Regions from separate parts of the Homo sapiens genome. Here region 1 is linked to region 2. The links are chromatin contacts, found by Hi-C or POLR2A ChIA-PET in ENCODE. All regions are on one chromosome and are shown on one strand. Each heading gives the region's core, a stretch centred on a gene start or an enhancer-like site at or near the end of the contact. The rest is flanking DNA. Distances are from core to core; before and after follow the strand shown. Region 1 overlaps VAV3 (vav guanine nucleotide exchange factor 3). Region 2 holds the start of NTNG1 (netrin G1).

Region 1 (5,913 bases), core at 452-2,951, 600 kb before region 2:
CTTCATCAGGAGGTTTGTTTGGATCTTCTCAAATGTTTAAATAAGTTTCTGTTGAGACAACAAATTTCGTCTCTTAGAACAAGGGCCAGCAACATTTTGTTGTAGGGGGCCAGAGAGTAAATGGTTTAGGCTTTGTGGGCCATATGGTATCTGTCAGAGCTACTCAATTCTGTCATAGTTAACTACGAATGCAGCCATAGATTCACATAAATGAATGAGTGTGGTATGTTCCAGTAAAACACTAGTGGTTGTATTTGGCCCGTGGGCTGTAGTTAGTGACCCCTGTCCTACAGCACAAATAAGATGACTTAGGCCTAGAGAATTAGTTAATATATGTTACCACAAAATGATCTCAGCTATAATGAAACCACGCTGTGGCCTTTTGTAGAAGTGTGATTTTTTTTTTCTTTTATTTTTAGTATCAGTGATTCCTGCTTAGGCTATCATGATGATTTAGCTCCAAAATGTTTTTTAACTCCACCAAAAAAAACTATAAACCTGGATGAATTATCTATATTTGTCATTATTATTTTACTGTCTAATTGAATATTAAAAATGTCTGCTCACAGAACAGACTGTATCTATTCAATTTCTAGTTTCATTAAGTTTTATCACATGGTTTATTGAAAAGGACAGGTCCCACGGAGTCCAGGCCAGTAGCAGCCATGTAGTAACTTTTTCTCTATTCAGTAGTCAGCCATATCAACAAGAAGCATTTTTTTTTTTTTTTGAGATGGAGTCTTGCTCTGTCGCCCAGCCTAGAGTACAGTGGCGCGATCTCAGCTCAGTGCAACCTCCACCTCCTGGGTTCAAGTGATTCTCCTGCCTCAGCCTCCTGAGTAGCTGTGATTATAGGCACGCAACACCACACCCAGGTAATTTTTGTATTTTTAGTAGAGACAGGGTTTTGCCATGTTGGCCAGGCTGGTCTCAAACTTCTGACCTCAGGTGATCCGCACATCTTGGCCTCCCAAAGTGGTGGGATTTCAGGCGTGAGCCACCATGCCCAGCCAAGAAGCATTGTTTAATCAGTGATGCTCTTTGTGCTCTTGATGCATTTTCTTCCCAGCAGCAATACCATTTGTGCCTGTTATTTACTCTGAAATTTCCTCCCTGGAGGGCATACTAAGGAAAACCAGAAGGGGTAGAGGAAGCCTGTGGTGGTATCAAGAGTTGGCCAGAGGGGGAGCCTTCCTGGATGAGCTGGATGTGGGGATGACATTTTGTCACCTGCTTTGGCATTTTCTTAGTGTCCAAAGCCCGTCAGTGTCTGTTTGGAAACTGGAGGCCTTACTGGCATAATGGCCAAAATATGTCTATAAACTGTCTGTATATTTGTCAGCCCTTTTGGATTGTTTTTTGTTGAGAAATTATTTTCTCTAAAAACCTCACATTCTTCCTCCTTAAAATGCTTGCATGACCAGTTTTTAATGTGAAGAATTTGTTTATGGGTGCAGAATCCATGCCGGCACCATCAGTTGCCTCTGGGCTGTGCTGAGAGTCTCATGGTGCTGACCTATTCACATTAATCTCCCAAGTTGAAGCCAGCTCAACTCTCCCTGAATCTAATGTATTGTCTATAACCTTTCAAAATTGGCAGTTAAGTCAGGATAGGGAACTATACTGGCAGCAATAAAAGGAAGTAGGACACGGGACAGTGCTCAGAAAAATCACAGCTGTCATGAAATGGAGTCTTTCAATAGCCTGTTTGATCCGGAAACATGCGAAAGTATTTCATGCATGACAAAGGATTAGTAAATATTAAATAGTATTCTTGTTTTGTTATTGCCTAGTGAGGATCAAGCTCTCTCATTTTTCTCTGGTTATGTTTAATATGTATTTGATACTTCTTGGCATTCTTGAACATGCTTATGAGGAAGGAGAAGTCACAGGCAGGAGGAAGAGCAAAGGATGATATCGAAATTTCCATCAGCAAATAAGCATTACCCTGGTTAAAACTAAATGCAAATAAAATTAGTAAGCTGAATTAGTGTTTGTTTCCCTGAGGCTTTATAACAGAGCCTTTCATCTGTTGTTGTTTTTTTCTTTTTCTTTTTAAATGAACAATAATAGTACAGCCAGAGAGTTTAACCTGACAGTGGTGGTTACTGTGCTACTGTCTCCGGCTTGTCTGAGTAGTGTAGAGATTTGCTCAAAGAGTAAGATTGTTTTGGAGTTGTTTGTTGTACTAAGTCAACTTGGTATATGGTTTCCTCCAAGTATATGACAAAGTCTCCACTGCAGTGAATTCTATGATAATAATCAAGCTTTAACCTATAAGTCTAAACCTAACAGTTAGTGTGACATGTACTATTTTTAGGCTGCTTCTTGATAAGAAATGATTAGATCACAAGAATTACTACTTTGGGCTATACAACACAAAATAAGCTGCGATTGGAAACTGGCAATCCTTGCAATGGAAACGATGGGAGAAACTTAGTTTTTTGTCTTTATGGGGCAGTAGACAATAGCAGGCTAGTTGGGGAGATGGCAAGGAAGTCATACTTGAAACAATTTTTGAATAAGACTATGTATTGTGCATTTCACAATACATGCCCAGGAAGTGTTTTACACACTAGGGGTAGAGTGATAGACAAGTTCACTTCTCTTGTGAAGTTTGCATTGTAAAAAGACAATATATTTTCTTTTCTTTTCTTTTTTTTAATATGCTTTAAGTTCTAGGGTACATGTGCACAACGTGCAGGTTTGTTACGTATGTATACATGTGCCATGTTGGTTTGCTGCACCCATTAATTCATGATTTACATTAGGTTTTTCTCCTAATGCTATCCCTCCCCCATTCCCTCACCCCAGATGGGCCCCAGTGTGTGATGTTCCCCACCCTTCGTCCAAGTGTTCTCATTGTTCAATTCCCACCTATGAGTGAGAACATGCGGTGTTTGGTGTTCTGTCCTTGCAATAGTTTGCTCAGAATGATGGCTCCAGCTTCATCCATGTCCCTACAAAGGACATGAACTCATCCTTTTTTATGGCTGCACAGTTATTCCATGGTGAATATGTGCCACATTCTCTTAATCCAGTCTATCATTGTTGGACATTTGGGTTAGTTCCAAGTCTTTGCTATTTTGAGTAGTGCCACAGTAAACATACATGGGCATGTGTCTTTATAGTAGCATGATTTATAATCCTTTGGGTATATACCCAGTAATGGGATTGCTGGGTCAAATGGTATTTCTAGTTCTAGATCATTGAGGAATCGCCACACTGTCTTCCACAATGGTTGAAGTAGTTTACAGTCCCACCAACAGTGTAAAAGTGTTCCTATTTCTCCACATCCTGTCCAGCACCTGTTGTTTCCTGACTTTTTAATGATCGCCATTCTAACTGGTGTGAGATGGTATCTCATTGTGGTTTTGATTTGCATTTCTCTGACGGCCAGTGATGATGAGCATTTTTTCATGTGTCTGTTGGCTGCATAAATGTCTTCTTTTGAGAAGTGTCTGTTCATATCCTTTGCCTACTTTTTGATGGGTTGTTTGATTTTTTCTTGTAAATTTGTTTGAGTTCTTTGTAGATTCTGGATATTAGTCCTTTGTCAGATGGGTAGATTGCAAAAATTTTCTTCCATTCTGTAGGTTGCCTGTTCACTCTGATGGCAGTTTCTTTTGCTGTGCAGAAGCTCTTTAGTTTAATTGGATCCCATTTGTCAATTTTGGCTTTTGTTGCCATTGCTTTTGGTGTTTTAGACATGAAGTCCTTGCCCATGCCTATGTCCTGAATGGTATTGCCTAGGTTTTCTTCTAGGGTTTTTATGGTTTTAGGTCTAACATTTATGCTTTTAATCCATCTTAAATTGATTTTTGTATAAGGTGTAAGGAAGGGATCCAGTTTCAGCTTTCTACATATGGCTAGCCAGTTTTCCCAGCACCATTTATTAAATAGGGAATCCTTCCACCATTTCTTCTTTTTGTCAGGATTGTCAAAGATCAGATGTTTGTAGATGTGTGGTGTTATTTCTGAGGCCTCTATTCTGTTCCATTGGTCTATATCTCTGTTTTGGTACCAGTACCATGCTGTTTTGGTTACTGTAGCCTTGTAGGATAGCTTGAAGTCAGCTAGCGTGATGCCTCCAGCTTTGTTCTTTTTGTTTAGGATTGTCTTGGCAATGCGGGCTCTTTTTTGTTTCCATATGAACTTTAAAGTAGTTTTTTCTAATTCTGTGAAGAAAGTCATTGGTAGCTGGATGGGGATGGCATTGAATCTATAAATTACCTTGGGCAGTATGGCCATTTTTACGATATTGATTCTTCCTATCCATGAGCATGGAATGTTCTTCCATTTGTTTGTGTCTTCTTTTATTTCGTTGAGCAGTGGTTTGTAGTTCTCCTTGAAGACATCCTTCACATCCCTTGTAAGTTGGATTCCTAGGTATTTTATTCTCTTTGTAGCAATTGTGAATGGGAGTTCACTCATGATTTGGCTCTCTGTCTGTAATTGGTGTATAGGAATGCTTGTGATTTTTGCACATTGATTTTGTATCCTGAGACTTTGCTGAAGTTGCTTATCATCTTAAGGAGATTTTGGGCTGAGGTGATGGGGTTTTCTAAATATACAATCGTGTCATCTGCAAACAGGGACAATTTGATTTCCTCTTTTCCTAATTGAATACCCTTTATTTCTTTCTCCTGCCTGATTGCCCTTGCCAGAACTTTCAACACTATGTTGAATAGGAGTGGTGAGAGAGGGCATCCCTGTCTTGTGCCAGTTTTCAAAGGGAATGCTTCCAGTTTTTTCCCATTCAGTATGATATTGGCTGTGGGTTTGTCATAAATACCTCTTATTATTTTGAGATACGTTCCATCAGTACCTAGTTTATTGAGAGTTTTCAGTATGAAGGACTGTTGAATTTTGTTGAAGGCCTTTTCTGCATCTATTGAGATAATCATGTGATTTTTGTCTTTGATTCTGTTTATGTGATGAATTATGTTTATTCATTTGCATATGTTGAACCAGCCTTGCATCCCAGGGATGAAGCCAACTTGATCTTGGTGGATAAGCTTTTTGATGTGTTGCTGGATTCAGTTTGCCAGTATTTTATTGAGGATTTTTGTATTGATGTTCATCAGGGATATTGGTCTAAAATTCTCTTTTTTTGTTGTTGTGTCACTGCCAGGCTTTGGTATCAGGATGATGCTGACCTCATAAAATGAGTTAGGGAGGATTCCCTCTTTTTCTATTGATTGGAATAGTTTCAGAAGGAATGTACCACCTCCTTTTTGTATCTGGTAGAAGTCGGTTGTGAATCCGTCTGGTCTTGGACTTTTTTTGGTTGTTAGGCTATTAATTATTGCCTGAATTTCAGAGCCTGTTATTGGTCTATTCAGGAATTCAGCGTCTTCCTAGTTTAGTCTTGGGAGAGTGTATGTGTCTAGGAATTTATCCATTTCTTCTAGATTTTCTAGTTTATTTGCGTAGAGGTGTTTATAGTATTCTCTGATGGTAGTTTGTATTTCTGTGGGATCGGTGGTGATATCCCCTTTATCATTTTTTATTGCGTCTATTTGATTCTTCTCTCTTTTCTTCTTTATTAGTCTTGCTAGCGGTCTATCTATTTTGTGATCTTTTCAGAAAACCAGCTCTTGGATTCGTTGATTTTTTGAAGGGTTTTTTGTGTCTCTATCTCCTTCAGTTCTGCTCTAACCTTAGTTATTTCTTACCTTTTGCTAGCTTTTGAATGTGTTTGCTCTTGCTTCTCTAGTTCTTTTAATTGTGATGTTAGGGTGTCGATTTTAGATCTTTCCTGCTTTCTCCTGTGGGCATTTAGTGCTATAAATTTCCCTCTACACACTGCTTTAAATGTGTCCCAGAGATTCTGGTACGTTGTGTCTTTGTTCTCATTGGTTTCAAAGAACATGTTTATTTCTGCCTTCAGTTTTTAATTTACCCAGTAGT
Region 2 (6,477 bases), core at 2,047-4,546:
CTCATTCACATTAAGAATTTTATAAATATGCATGTTTCTGAATGGGAAGGAACAAAAGGAAAATTGACTATATAGATCATTGAGTGAAAATATAAAAAGATAAAGATATACAAAATTATAACCTATCAAAATTAGCAGCTTCCAACAGTCATAATGAAATTTATTACATAAGATATTTTAACATGTATTCAATGCTCTTTGCAGCTATTTGTTCTGAAGAAAGCATTTTCTAGTCAACTTAATGGAAAACATATGCTTCTATCCTTTTGTTAACTGTCTCTCAAAATATAAGGAATTTAATATGTACTGCAACATCATTGGCATAGCTTACTCACACTTGATTGGGTATTATGAGCAACTGTCTATCATGAGATTCTTAATAAACCCAAATAACACACCGTGGTAATTGAAAGATCTCTATTTTCATTGAGAGAAGACTGATTCAAGAAATTAGATAGCACATGTTTTGCAGGATGATTGAGGATGGGATAATACCCAAAACTATTTCAGAATCAGTTAAGCCTAGAAGAAATCTGGAATTTAATTACCACATGAAAAACAAATATTTAATTCTCATGCAGGGAAGTTCAGAGATCTAAGGTCTCAAACGCATATATGAGAAAATCTACACCTACCTGAAGTTTTGAAACAGAACTTTGGATTCTGCAAATAAAATTATTTTTTAAAGTATGCTAAATCTCATACTAACCTAAGACTTTACTAATATAATCTCCTATACAATATAATTCACACACATATATTTCAATGTTAACATATAATTGGTTTTCAAAGTTGAATCCAATTTTCTTTTTTCCAAGTGACTTGATGCCTTTGTAACTAAAACTCTCCAAATTTTTATGACACTTAGAAATCCTATCAAATAAATGTGTAATGGTTTAACTTTTTAAACAAATTACCTGAATATTTTTCAGAATAATAATGGAAGCAAAAATAGGTATTTGCACCACTTGCAAATATACAAAAGGAAACTGCAAAATACATTTGCCTCCTCCTAAAAAGGCTAACCTGAATCATTTTAACACATATACCCATTGAAAACTGACAAAACAAAAATATTAACAGGAAACCAGCTTTATGTTCAAATAAACTGTTTCCATGCAAAAGTTTTAAGATTATCCGTCTTAAATTCCACAGTAAGGAAATACCACCAAATTAGTAGTGCAGTATATAGAATCCTGAATGCCTTCATGGTGGTCTTCAGTGGGTGAAATATATCTCATTTCACGGCATCCAGAAAAGAAAATATATCCCTGGAACAACATTACATGTGAAATACTTGATGCACATTTTTCCTTGCATGTTGATCCACATGCAGAGATCCAAATTTTATCTTAATGAAAAATCGAAAGTTGCTTATCTTCAAAAAGAATCTTGGACAGTTACTGAGCTGCTTTTCCTTTGCCAAAGAGAAAGGGAGGCGGGTAAGGCATTCAAAGTGACACAGTTCAAAATACTTAATGAAATGTGGAATTGCTAATTCCCTCACTAGAGATCCTCCTCAAGGGACAAACAAAACAGAAAAGCCTCCCCTGAAAAAAAAAAAAATTATTTTTTGGAAAACTTTCCAACAAGCTTAACTACTAAGCATATCTGAATAAGTGATTTTAATGGAAGATCTTCCTGGGTTTTTTTTTTTTTCATTTCTGTAAGATAAAACAACTTTTAGTATTTTCAGTCATAAAACAGGGCCTTATTTCTAGAGCAATTCTACTGCCAGATTCACCATATGTTTAGTGGAGTTCTGAATCTTACTCAGAATTTTCCATTCCAAAGATTGACAATTTGTTATGAGGAGTGGCTCCATTATTCCCTGTATAAAGAGAAGAATGGGTGAGAGAGGAGGACCGTCTACTCACTGGAAATCTGTACCTGATGCAACTATAGGAGCTCAACCTGCGACTTTTCCAAGTAAAGTTGCTTTAAAATCCCCGCTAGGAATTTTCTTCCCTTGCCCTGTAAGATGACAGCCTACTCTTAAGTGGATTTCTGAAGGAAAAAAAAAAAAAGTCCCCGGGTGAGGGTACTAAAATTAACAGCAGAGGGCGCAGTTTCTTTTTATATCTAAGTTTTTCCTTGTATGAATCACTTAATTGGTTATTTTAGGCCCAATAATATTCAGTATTATTTGTATTATATATAGATATCCACAGATCCATACAGGAGTGCAATTCAGTGTCCCTAGCCGAATCCATCAACCGATTAATATGATGCCAGTAAAGAATATGAGAGAATATTCCAAACAGCATCCCTACACCAAGTCTTCCTCTTTCAATTTCCCTTTCTCCCCAGCTGCACAACATGGGATAGTAATGTTTTAATCTAGCACCAATAAAGGCGATTAAAAGAAGGGACTTCAAAAGCTCTCGATGTGGCCACCAGATCCCCAAGGCCGGCAATAGGGCAAGTGTTTTTTTGTTTTTTTTGTTTGCTTTTCCCCAAACAAATATAATTGGCGAAAGAAAGAAAAAATAACGACAAGCCGCCTGAGCGATGTGTGTGGCCAGGTGTGCGTGAGAGAGGGAGAGCGCGGGGCCCCTGTCAGTCGGCGGATGGAGGCTCAGACCCCACGCCTGGGCTCCGGACACAACAAGAGGACGCATCACCGGCCCGGGGCGCACCCCCGGGAAGACTTGTGTGTGGGTGTGAGCGTGTGCCGCTGTGTGTGCGCGTAGGGCTCCGCGCGCTGCCTCCTCGGGGCGCTTTACAAAGTTCCTCGCCCACCCGGAGCCTTCCCTCCCGCCTGTGCATCGCAGCGGGTGGGGCGGGGGGCGGCGGGGGGTGGGGAAACCCGGGGGAGAGGGGCACGGGCGAGAGGCTCGGGTCGCAGTAGGAGAGGCGAGCCGCAGGCACTTACCGTGTGGCTCGTTTGCCCTTGCGCCGGGCGGGAGCCGAGCCGACGGCGCGGGGCGGCGGCCCTGCGCAGCCAGCCTGGTCCGCCTCGGGCGGCGGCCGCAGCAGCGGAGCCCGCGGGCGGCGTACGGGCGGAGGGCGGCAGCTCCCGCGGAGCCTCCTCCCCAGGCGGGAGCGGGCGGAGCGGGAGGGGTGGGCGTGAGGACCCGAGCCGCCGCCACCGCCGCAGCCCGGGGATTCCGATCGCGCCCGGCCGCCGGCGGGAGAGGACCCCGAGGACCGAGAACCCAGCGCCGGCCCGCCACTCCCCGCCGCTTAATTACCTTCGCCTCCGCCCCCGGGGGGAGCCTCCTGCAAGTCGCCCCCTCTCGGAGCCCGCACCCAGAGGGGGAATTCCTTCCCGTTGACGTCCTCTTCCGAAATGCAAAAGATCAGTGACTTTGACAGGTAGATGAGGGGGAGGGAGTAAGGGTGGGCGGAGAGGAAGAGAGGATGAGAAAGGTGCCTCTCCCTCCAAAAATATAGTGATATTAATAATGAGATCTCAGCCTTCGGAGGTCGTGCCAGCCCAGTCCCCTGCTCGCCGGCTCTCCTCCGCGCCTCCTCGCTCCGCTGCCTCTGACACTTCTCGCCTTAAACTTTTACTGAGGGATATTTTTTCTTTTTTCTATTTCTATTTCTTTTTTTTTTCCTCTTTTTTTTTTTTTCAAGCCGCAGGACGATTTTCTGGTTCCCGGGGATCAGAACCAGCGGCCAGGCGGTTCTATGCCGCTTGGCACCGCTTTCATTTTATTTCAGATGAAGACGTTGAGCTTAGTCAGAAGGGGCATAAATCAGGACAATTAGCATTGGCGCCAAGAAGATCCTCTAATACCAATTTCGCCCGGGTTTCCTTCGCGCATTCCTCCACTCAAGTCAGAAATGTCACTGCACATAGCACTGATGGCAGTGAGACGCGACGCACCCAAAGTCCGTTTGATGAAATATACATGGCCCACGACGCTTCTGGATTGCGGCTCCCGGACTCCCCGCCCCCACCAGCGGCTCCCGGCCGGGACCCTGCTCCGAGCGGGCAGCGAGCTCCTGGCAAACTTAGGGGCCAGTGCCAATTAAAGAGTGAGCGCGAGAGCCGGAAAGAGGAGCGGCAAAGAAGCAAGCCCGGGGAAGCCGCAGCCCTCGGAGGGGTGGCATGTACGTTTCACTTAAAAAGCAGATCTTCTTCTGCAACTGCCAGCAAGTGGAAGGATAGCAAACCTTATACTACCTCGAGACCTGTGCGCTCCGAGCGGTCCTAACTCCGTCCCGCTCGCTGTTGCTGTTGCTGGTGCTGCTCCGGCTGCAGCTGCTGCCGCTCCACGACCTCGGGGCGCTGAGGCAACAGGGCCCCCTCCCTCTACTCCCCATCCCCCCCGGCTCCTCCACAGAAGCGCCGTTTCCAGTAACTCCTCGTGTACCTCCCACTTCTGCCGCCGTCCATCCCACCCCTCTCTCTTCTGTCCCCTCCCCAAACCGTTCCCAAGCACACCCTTCGCCGCTGGAAGTGATCACAATGTTGTTTTTCAACAAGCACTTCCTTTGCCCGGAGGCCCCTACAGCCCTAGACTGGAAACTCCTCCTTTAGAAATTCATTCCCCTTTAAAAAGTTGAAGTTCAAGGGAGAGCTGCGCATTTCAGGCTTCCTTGCCTTTTCTAAGAGAAAGACAAATGCTCCGATGCTCCAGGCTTCATTCCCCACCAAGGCGGGCTCAGACTCACCTGGGATCACTCTTAGCTACACATTAACGTCAAACAGAAACAAATCCGAATTTAGATAAGATAGGGAGACTTCCATTAGAAAGAAAGACTATTGCAACAGGGAAAACGCTCTGATCTCAGAAATCTGCAAACCTCTCAAAACCAAACAGAAATCGGCCTTTTTTTTCTATATATATAAGGGGGAGCAAGCAATAGGCAAAGCCAAGTGGATGGGGGAAACAACTCACTTCAAGACCCTCTTGGTTGAACAAGAAATGTGTCTCTGTGGTCCAAGAATTTGGAAGATAAGCTAACAATGGTGAATGTTTCACATTTTAGTTCTTGCTCAGATTTGGGGGGCAAGCTAAATTCCAGGGACCTGCTGGAGAGAAGCCTGACTCATGTTTGGTCAAGGCAAAGTGGCGGGTGGGGGGGGGGTGGAAGAAATGGGCAATTGTGAACACTTAGTCACTATGTGTCCCACAATTAAGGCAGGAGGCTGAGTAATTGGGTCATTTTTCTGTGATGACTGGGGGTGGTGTGGTAAAAGGATGGATGGGGGAGAAGTTTGTTGAGTTGGGCCTATAACCAGGCCCTCCTTGGCCCTGGGCAGCCAGGAAGTGGGCAGGGATTTCAGGCACCCCCAGCCTTCCCTCTAACACCTAAGAGGCCACAATAAGTCGCCTTCGGAATCTCTGAGTGCAGGAATCTGGGATTCATGTGCTTTCCTCTTTCCCACCTTTGTCCTGTAGTGCTGACATTGCAAAAAAGAGTTACCTGCAGGGCTGAAACTCCTACCAAGGGTTCTTAGACAGTGGCCAAGTCTGGCTCTTCCCCCTGTCTCTAGCCATGCTCCTCCAGGTTTAAAACATACTGACTATATGGAGATGTTACTCACCACCTAATCCTCCTTCACAGGCCCTTAGATCCCAGTTCTTTCTATGGGAGCCCTTTGCAATAGGATATAATAAACAATACCAAGAGTGGCCTTCTTATTTCTCGTTGGCCCCTTGGCCTAGATCCTGAAATACAGACAGTTCTCAGCCTTTCCTCTCTCTTGCCCTTCTCTCTCAAGCCAAGAAAGCCTTTCTGAACTCTCATCCTCTGCTTTATCTGGTCATTTAAGGCCCTTCTGTAGTAAAAATAAAATAAATCTATGCAGAGATTAGAGAACTCTCTTCTGGAATATACCAAGATCTTTGTGATTTTGGCTCCCAACCTGGAAAAATACTTGTTTTCATCTGTCAAAATCTTGGAACTGACCTCCCTTCCTCTCTTCCTGTATCATCCCTCATTCCCAGGATTCCTTTGACTATGAGGCAATCCCAAGTAAGTGTGATATGTAAATGGGAACCTCTCCAGTTAGGTAACACCTCCCACTACAGGAGTGGGAGAGTCTTTCAGAGGTGAGTTTTTCTGTGGAACATGTGCTCTGACCTTTGCAGAAGCTCAGTGAATCACCAACTAAACATGTGGATCTAAACTCAAGGAAGTAAATCAGAATCATCAGAGACTTTTCAACATTAAAACCCCTTCCCTTCCAGATCTTGTTCTCTCCTCCAGCAGCAATCAGGTGGTAAGGACTTTTTCTCCAAAAAAGCAGTTTAAGTGGATTTGATATACTTCCCCAAACTAACGTGCATATATTAAACCAGCTTTCCTCAATATACCTTTGCATATTTGTTTATATGATATACACTGATCAGAAATTGACTTTAGAGTTTTCATTGCCTCCAAGATAAATCATTTAGGGGATACCTACCTTTTCTTATCATTCTTTGCTTTTTCTAGCCATATATATATTTAACTTTCTTTGGAAAAAACTATTTTTCCGTTTTTATTTAACCTTTCAACTCTACTTTTTTTTTTTTT

What was found. A loop is a pair of places that touch in the nucleus more often than their neighbours do. ChIA-PET counts read pairs that join two places held with the same protein, here RNA polymerase II (POLR2A). Pooled maps may share reads with other maps.
Region 1: a pooled map shows a loop between it and region 2 (3-fold over the local background). The contact joins the enhancer-like site here to the promoter of NTNG1 in region 2. A Hi-C loop is called at or near these places in 6 of 168 maps with a recorded cell type or tissue (A673, Calu3, MCF 10A and 3 more) and 14 of 50 pooled maps. POLR2A ChIA-PET finds 5 or more read pairs at or near these places in 1 of 52 experiments (HEK293T).

Annotation. Positions count from the first base shown.
Region 1 is chr1:107,735,104-107,741,016 of GRCh38, reverse strand. The region is part of intron 15 of VAV3 (vav guanine nucleotide exchange factor 3); the gene reads left to right. Among named protein-coding and RNA genes, the nearest start is that of MIR7852, 160 kb to the left of the region's middle. Within about 2 kb of position 1,701, at least 3 of the 41 ENCODE cell types and tissues checked have a DNase peak (open chromatin) inside an H3K27ac peak, as active enhancers do.
Region 2 is chr1:107,137,858-107,144,334 of GRCh38, reverse strand. It overlaps NTNG1 (netrin G1), which reads right to left and starts at 3,296. Exons shown (of 8, transcript NM_001113226.3): 1 at 3,195-3,296. RefSeq lists silencers at 2,602-2,881, 2,902-3,191 and an enhancer at 3,125-3,656.